2 separate regions of the Homo sapiens genome follow, and region 1 is linked to region 2. A link is an interaction called in ENCODE POLR2A ChIA-PET data of the cell type or tissue named here. Cell type or tissue: OCI-LY7. All regions are shown on one strand. Each heading gives the region's core, and the rest is flanking DNA. Links, peaks and the distances in the headings are about the cores only.

Evidence for each region. Peaks named below come from ENCODE experiments on the same cell type or tissue, not always from the same donor. Only the 100,000 strongest peaks of a DNase experiment are listed, where the experiment ranks them.
Region 1: POLR2A ChIA-PET joins it to region 2 with 6 read pairs; 7 of 35 experiments call an interaction of 5 or more read pairs at or near these places.

What each region holds. Positions count from the first base shown.
Region 1 is chr6:149,808,850-149,813,250 of GRCh38, reverse strand. PCMT1 (protein-L-isoaspartate (D-aspartate) O-methyltransferase) reads right to left here. Exons shown (of 8, transcript NM_001360452.2): 8 at 1,832-2,635. Among named protein-coding and RNA genes, the nearest start is that of RAET1E-AS1, 52 kb to the left of the region's middle. In OCI-LY7, for the core only: no CTCF peak of the experiment used is centred there; no DNase peak of the experiment used is centred there.
Region 2 is chr6:149,754,975-149,759,375 of GRCh38, reverse strand. All of the region lies in intron 1 of PCMT1 (protein-L-isoaspartate (D-aspartate) O-methyltransferase), which reads right to left. Among named protein-coding and RNA genes, the nearest start is that of PCMT1, 7.4 kb to the right of the region's middle. In OCI-LY7, for the core only: no CTCF peak of the experiment used is centred there; no DNase peak of the experiment used is centred there; H3K27ac peaks cover 985 bases.

The DNA of each region.
Region 1 (4,401 bases), core at 98-4,097, 54 kb before region 2:
AAAAAAACTCTTAGGCCTAGCTAAAATCCATTATTTCCGTTTCTACCCATTTATTCATGCTCCCTTAAAGCCCATTCCTGTTTATTCAACATTCTACAATTTTAATTCATAAACATGTAAAGTCCAAGAGCAGTGCTTGAACAATGCTGAAGGCATAGCACTGTCTGTACTAATCAGGTGGCACTTAAGTTTGTCTTGTCATATTTATATAATTGTCTCCTCAAACAGACTTCACACTTTTGAGAGTAAGGGCCCTTTTCTATTCCCAAAACCAAACATAGAGACTCATATATAGTAAAATGTTGGTAATGGCTATGAAAGACACAGACCAGTGGATACATTTAAGAATTAACTTCAGTTGTAAGGAATATCTGACCTTGGCTGGGCGTGGTGGCTCACGCCTGTAATCCCAGCATTTTGGGAGGCCGAGGTGGGGGGATCACAAGGTCAGGAGATCGAGACCACCCTGGCTAACACAGTGAAACCCCATCTGTACTAAAAATACAAAAAATTAGCTGGCGTGGTGGCGGGCACCTGTAATCCCAGCTACTCTGGAGGCTGAGGCAGGAGAATGGCGTGAACCTGGGAGGCGGAGCTTGCAGTGAGCCGAGATCGCGCCACTGCACTCCAGCCTGGGCGACAGAGCGAGACTCCGTCTCAAAAAATAAAAAATAAAAAAAAAAAGAATATTTGACCTTTACAACTATTTAAAATGGACTAGTCCTGGACCACAGGGATTCATGGCCTGAGTATGGAAGCAATTAACAGCAGCAAACTGAAGCCAACAATAAATTTAAACTCTCAAGTTTTGGGCACCAAATAATGCTAGTTTCCTGTGTCTAAGACCTTACCCAAGAAGAGGCACTTGTGAAAAGATGCATCAGTTTTAAAAGCCATTTTATTTATTTATTTATTTATTGAGAGAGTTTCACTCGTCACCCAGGCTGAAGTGCAATGGCGCGATCTTGGCTCACTGCAACCTCTGCCTCCCTGGTTCAAGCAGTTCTCCTGCCTCAGCTTCCCAAGTAGCTGGGATTACAGGTGTGTGCCACCATGCCCAGCTAATTTTTGTATTTTTAGTAGAGAGGGGTAGAGAGGGGATTTCATCATGTTGGCCAGGCTGGTCTTGAACTCCTGACCTCAGGTGATCTGCCCATCTCAGCCTCCCAAAGTGCTGGGATTACAGGCGTGAGCCACCGCACCCAGCCTAAAAGCCATTTGTAAAGAAGTAATATTTAAGACTTTTTTCAAGAGCTGGGGGGAGTGTTCACATGCCCACGAAGGTTCTTTGCCAGAATTACGCACCCACACATGCACCCAGTAGAAGGGCTTTGCTGGGAGTGCTGATTCTGCTCATTCTGGAGCTTATATTTCCTCAGTTCCAGAACTACTTCTTATAAAAGTTATAAATCACAACATTTAAATAAGATCCCAAAGTGCTACTGCCTTCTTAGAAATTCAGCTATAGTCATTATATTAATAAATCTTTGTATAGGTGAGAGATGGGTTTTGGTCTGTTCACCCTCAATCCTGTTCTTTCCTGACTTTAAGTCGATTCATTCACCACTCACTCACTCACCAGCATTTACTGTATAGCTACTACAGGGCAAGCCCTGGGCTAGGGAGTCAAAGAGAAATGACGACTGAAGTACGGTCCTGGCCCTGGAGCAGTGTAGTCACATTCTACAATGTACAGTTGGATTAATGCTAATTACTTACTCAGACTTCGCAAAAGGAAACAACCAGAGAAACAGTCTTTTTCCCATGATCGTAAACACTCCCTATCTGGTGGACTTGCTGTTCTTCCTTCTATATTCAAAAACAACCAATGCCTCTTTTACTTTTAACTTTATTTGGCAAAGCAGCACTGCATAAACTGTTCAAGAACTAGGACACAGCTTACACAGCATGTTAAGTTCATATACATTATCAGCAGCAAATTAGAAACAGAAAACCACACTAAACTACAAGTCTCCTATAATTTTGAGAGAGAGAGAAGGGAAGAACTAAGTCAGTTATGTCCAATCTGAACAGCTGAGTGTTTACAGGACATCACCTGCCATCTTATGGTTTAATATTTACAAATGCCTAGTTTTAAGGTAACAAAGCAGCTGATTGTATCTACAACATGCTATTCTATGACACCACATCAAAAGCTTTAAAAAGAAAGCTCATCTCTATTTTCTTAGTAGCATCTAACAGATATCCAAATACCAAGAATCTTAACTTGTGAATGGTGGTGTTATCCAATGCACAAAAGCAATCTGATAAATTAATATCAGAACAGAATTAAGTGTCCAAGAAAAGAAAAACCACTCCTCAAAATCAATTCACAAACTAAGTTTTCCATTTTACAGAACCCTTTCTTTTAATATTTCCAAGTAAAATATGGGCATGTTAAAGTAATATTACACAAATTTATACTTTGCATCCTTCCTCTACCAATTTGGCTCTGTGCCTCTTTGAAGAATCAGAAACCCTAAAAAAACACACATTTTCATGCTGAAAATAACAGTGTAACAAAGTCCAAAACAAGCTGTGATGGTGTTGGTTTTCAAAAAGCTTTGAGGACTGAGATGAGCAATCCACTGTAATTTTATACTGGTCAAGCTGATGTTGCTTTTACAATTCATCCCTGTGAGGAAAAAAGAGAGAAATACATTAGTAGGAGTTACACACTACCCAATTTGGCTTTATAATAGTTTAGACACAACTATTAAGTCAATAAAAATGCGCTGATCACCAAGCAATATATTTAAAAAATAAAAATGCAAACAACCCAAGTGAAAGCAACAGAGGGTCAGCCATTCCAAACATCTTCCATGCCACTCCAGAACCAAGTATGCAACCTAAAGGGCGTGAGTTCTTCATTTTTGATTTCTAAAAATAGATTTCTTCCTTCAATGTCAAAATTCAGAAAAAATATCTTTTAGATCTACGGTCATCTTTACACTATAGTAAAATGACAACTTAAGTGTTTTAGAGTTCAAATGAGTTGATAGTTACATTCACAAAATTGGACAGAAATGTGGTCTTTTGCTCAGAATGTCCACTAGCAATTGTGGAGTGGGTCAATCTCAACCCAAGCGCTCTGAGAGAAAAGGCATCATCTGTAGGTATAATATACCTGTCAGCTGATTTCATAAGGCAGCTTTATCAGCTCCAAAAGAAACCATTCACTCAGCCAGGTGCAGCACTGTACCAGCAACTGCCAGTGAGAGGAAGGAAGGAATAAAAATGCAGTCTAAAATAAACTGTATGGTATCTCAGTTATACCTCAGTAAAACTGTTAAAAGTGAAAAAATGAATAAAACCACGAGAGAAGCCCACAAGCCTCATAGCTGAAGGTAATGTGAGTGACAAAAACAAGAACTTTAGGGGTAAAGAAGCATGATATTGATAATTAAGTCTCAAGTGGTTTAAGAAAAAGGAAAAAAATTACATATATGTATATATAGAAAGAGGGGAAAGAAATGTAGAAAAATGATAATAATTGATGACTCTGGATGAAGAGATTTAGGAGTTATTTGTACTATCCTAGCAACTTGTTGGCAATAAAAATTAAAGTTAAAAGTTTTGAAAAAGTTGTTAAGATAAATTTGAAGGGAAGAAGAAATAAAGAGCTCATAATTTCACAAGTAAGTGGGGGTAAATTACTGGACAATTTTTTTAAACTAAATTTTGTAAATTGTGCAAGAAAATATTTTTAAAATCATTTCTCCAATAAGCTGCCTTTATCCTATAGTATTGGATTATCTATTAAATGACAAATCATAAGTCTGCTTCCTCTTAATATATTCTTCCAAATAACAATGTTATAATTCTCATAGAACAGCTTTTACTTAACTCATGCAGGCATTAAAATATTTGGTCAACAAAGAATTATTTGCAAAGTGCTCTATTCATAAAGTAAAATTCACTTCTGCTTTTTAGAATATGAACTGAAGATATTGTTTTTCTTGTTTTGGCTTTTTTTTTTTTTTTTTTTTTTTGAGACAGAGTCTCGCTCTGTCACCTAGGCTGGAGTGCAGTGGTGTGATCATGGCTCACTGCAACCTCTGCCTCCCAGGTTCCAGCAATTCTCCTGCCTCAGCCTCCCGAGTCGCTGGGATTACAGGCAGGCACCACCATACCCGGCTAAATTTTTTTTGTATTATTAGTAGAGACAGGGTTTCACCACGTTGCTCAGGCTGGTCTCGAACTCCTGACCTCAAGTGATCTGCCCACCTCAGCCTCCCAAAGTGCTGGGATTACAGGTGTGAGCCACCATGCCCAAGCCAAAGATATTGTTATTTTTAAATAATTTACTACAATTTGCCAGGGGCAGTGGCTCACACCTGTAATCCCAGCACTTTGGGAGGCCAAGGCGGGCGGATCATGAGGTCAGGAGATCGAGACCAT
Region 2 (4,401 bases), core at 110-4,109:
ATAGCTGTTAACCATCTACCCCACATTTCTTCTCTGCTATCAACATGTCTGGAAAAACAATAAGAAATTAACAAAACTTTCACCTTTTTCTTCCCATTCAGAATGATTAGGCATGATAGATGCTAAGTAGAGGCTGAGACACTCCCAGGTACTTTCTGTACTGAAAAAATGTGAAAGGAATTAGTTTTAAATTCACAACATGGCCGGGCGCGGTGGCTCACGCCTGTAATCCCAGCACTTTGGGAGGCCGAGCCGGGCAGATCACGAGGTCAAGAGATTGAGACCATCCTGGCCAACTTGGTGAAACCCTGTCTCTACTAAAAATACAAAAACTAGCTGGGCATGGTGGCATGTGCCTGTAATCCCAGCTATTCGGGAGGCTGAGGTAGGAGAATCACTTGAACCCACAAGGTGGAGGTTGTCGTGAGCCGAGATCGCGCCATTGCACTCTAGCCTGGGCAACAAGAGCAAAACTCCGTCTCAAAAAAGAAAAAAAAAATTCACAATATAATTAAGGAAGAATTTTATGTGATGGCAAGTTACGGTAAAGCATATTCTCTAAGTACCAGAGATTATTTTAAAATATGTACCTTCCTCTGCCAATCAATGGGGAAAAAAAATAAAATGGATCTTTCACTATACCTTAATAACTTTTAATTGATACATAGTATTTAGATGTTATTTCTCAAAGGATATGTTCCTTGGATTCCTTTACATCTCTAACAAACTACAATGTTATACAAAACCTAAAATGCAGGTAACATTAGAAGTTAATGTTAAACTTCTGTAGCTGGCTACTAAAACACATACACTCCACAAGTAATTTCATGCAATCCATAACACTATTAAAAAAAAGAAAAAAATTGGGCCAGGTGCAGTGGCTAATGCTTGTAATCCCAGCACTTTGGGAGGCCGAGGTGGGCAGATCACAAAGTCAGGAGTTTGAGACCAGCCTGGCCAACATGGTGAAACCTCGCCTCTACTAAAAAATACAAAAATTAGCCAGGCGTGGTAGCATATGCCTGTAATCCTAGCTACTCAGGAGGCTGAGGCAGGAGAATTGCTTGAACCGGGGAGGCGGAGGTTGCAGTGAGCTGAGGTTGCGCCACTGCACTCCAGCCTGGACGACAGAGCAAGACTCTGTCTCAGAAAAAAAAAAAAAAAAAAGAAAGAAAGAAAGAAAAAAAAAATTGGTTGGGCGCAGTGGCTCACTCCTGTAATCCTAGCACTTTGGGAGGCCAAGTCGGGTGGATCACTTGAGGTCAGGAGTTTGAGGCCATCCTGGCCAACATGGTGAAACCCCATCTCTACTAAAAGTACAAAAATTAGCTGGGTATGGTGGCACGTGCCTGTAAGTCCCAGCTACTCGGGAGGCTAAGACACGAGAATCACTTAAACCGGAGAGGCAGAGGTTGCAGTGAGCCAAGATCACACCACTGCATTCCAGCTTAGGCAACAGAGTGAGACTCTGTCTCAAAAAATAAAATAAAATATTTTTTAAATCATAAAATCTAGGTACAAGGGACCACTGGGGAAAAAAATCACAGAATCTTGGATTTGGAAGGGTCCTTAGAGATCTAGTGTACATTCAAATCTGATGACAAAATCCCTTCTACAATATCCCTTACAGTGAAATGGTCAACCATTCTTTGCTTCAACATATTTGGTGACAGAAAACACTTTTTCAAAGCCAACTTTTTGATTGTTAGGATAGCTTTGTGAATACTTACTTATAATGAGCCAAAATCTGCCTCCCATTTGTCCTGGTTTGACCCTCTACTACATGACATTTCTTCAAATTTAAACACCACTGCTCCCTAAAGGTTTTGCTAAACCAAACCACCTCCATCCCTTCAAAGCACCATGTAAGATGCTGATCCTCTTGTTATCTTCATCACTCTTATCCAATAATCTTTAGTTTTACACTGCCACCCTGAAAGCATTTAACCAAAGCTAAATATAATATTAATAAAAATATTTTTGTAACAGCACAATCGAATCTTTCCCCTCCTACAGCCTAAGATCTCATTAACCAGAATGTAATACAGCCAAGCATCAAGATCTACTGCAATCCAAAAGAACCTTCAGTGATGGCAGATCTATTCTCTATCTGCACTGTCCAACAGGGTGGGCACTAGCTCCATGTGGCTACTGAGCTCTTGAAATGTGGCTAATATGACTAAAGATATAAATTTTTAATTTTATTTATTTATGTATTTATTTTGAGGCAGTTTCGCTTTTTCACCCAGGCTGGGGTACAATGGAGCGATCTCAGGTCACTGCAAACTCCACTCCCCGGGTTCAAGCGATTCTCCTGCTTCAGCCTCCGAGTAGCTGGGATTATAGGCTCCTGTCACCATGCCCAGCTAATTTTTGTATTTTTAGTAGAGACGGGTTTTCGCATTGTTGGCCAGGCTGGTCTGGTACCCCTGACCTCAGGTGATCCACCCACCTCGGCCTCCCAAAGTGCTAGGATTACAGGCATGACCCACCACGCCCGGCCAATTTTATTTATTTTTATATAATTTAAATTTAAATATATACATAGGATTTCAAGTTTACTTACTAGTACCTATCCATAAGACTGGTTTGAAATAAGTCAAAATGAGAAGGCCTCTGGACTTTGAGGCTCCAATTTCTTAGGATTTTACCAGCTGGTTCTATTTTTCCCATGTGCATACAAAAGTAGTGGAATATTAAGAGTAAATGCTGGCTGGGCGCAGGGGCTCATGCCTATAATCCCAGCAATATTGGAGACTGAGGCGGGTGGATCACTTGAGCCCAGGGGTTTGAGACCTGCCTGGGCAACATGACAAAACCCCGTCTCTACCAAAAAAAAAAAAAAAAAAAAAAAAAAAAAAAAGCCAGTCATGGTGGTGTGCATCTGTAGTCCCAGTTACTCGGGAGGCTGAGATGGAGGAGTCGCTTGAACCCAGGAAACAGAGGTTGCAGTGAGCTAAGATCACGCCACGGCACTCCAGCTTGGGCGACAGAAAGAGGCTCTGTCTCAAAAAAAAAAAAAGGGAAAGAATAAATGCTCTTTTCTACTAGCAACACCTACTAGTGGCTAAGAACTGGTGCTGTAGATAGAAAATAATTTCATTATTTACAAAAGTAAATGCTTTTAGGATATAAAAACTACAAATCATAATTCTTGCATATTCAAATGCCTACTAAAAATCTCGACTTAAATGTCTTATAAGAAAAGCATTCCTCAAAATAATCTGATCTCCCACAGTCCCCTCCTCACAGAATAAACGTGGCTGCTCACTCACTCACCATTTCCAATTTAGAAAATGGCAAATCATTCCAGTTGCCAAGGCCTAAAACCTTGGTGTTGGATCCTTGCCTCCAATCTTTTCTCCCAGATCCTAAATCCAAATCTGGAATTCGCTATTTCTTCTGCCTGGAATGCTTATCCCAAGTCTACCTGCGTGATATGTGTCTACTCCTCCAGCAAATCTTTGGTCTAATGATACCTTACTGAGGCCTTCTCTACAACTATAAACCTACTGCCCCACACACTCTGTCCTCCCTCCCTACTTTGTCACTTATCATGTGACATACTATACTTGGCTGCTCCCATTAGAAGCTACAAGAGGGAGTGGATGTTTGTTTTGTTCACTGCTGTATCCCCAGTGCCTGTCATATAGAAAGCACTAAAATATCAGCTGACTAAATGACAAATTCCATAAACATTATATATGTAAAATGACAAAATCAAGAATGCAAAAGAAACATAAGTAGAAACAATTGATCATTAGGGGAATGGACTGAATTATTTTTACAAATAAAAATAGATAAAAGAACAATTGCTTTCAGTGGTCAGTACAGTAGTTTCCCTTTACCCACAGGAAATACGGTCCAAGACCCTTAATAGATGCCTGAAACCGCATACAATACCAAAGCCCATACAGCCCATACAGATACTCAACATTTTTTTTTTTTTGAGACAAAGTATTGCTCCATCACCCAGGCTCGAGTGCAGTGGCATGATCTTGGCTTACTGCACCCTCAACCTCTCGGGCTCAAGTGATCCTCCCATCTCAGCCTCCCACGTAGCTCATGTAGCTGAGACTACAGGCATGCACCATAATGCCCAGCTAATTTTGTTTATTTTTTGTAGAGAAAATGACAAATGTTATTTTCACTATGTTGCCTAGGCTGGTCTCAAACTCCTGGACTGAAGCGATCCTCCTGACTCAGCCTCCCAAAGTTCTGAGATTACAGGTGTGAGCCACCGCACTCGGCCTTCCTTAACTTATAACAGGTTTATTATGACAGGTTTACATCCAGTAAAGTAAAAAACTTGTAAGTCAAACCACTGTTAAGTCAGGGACCATCTGTATGTTGTTTTCTTCCTATACGTAACATACCTATAATAAAGTTTAGTTTATAAAT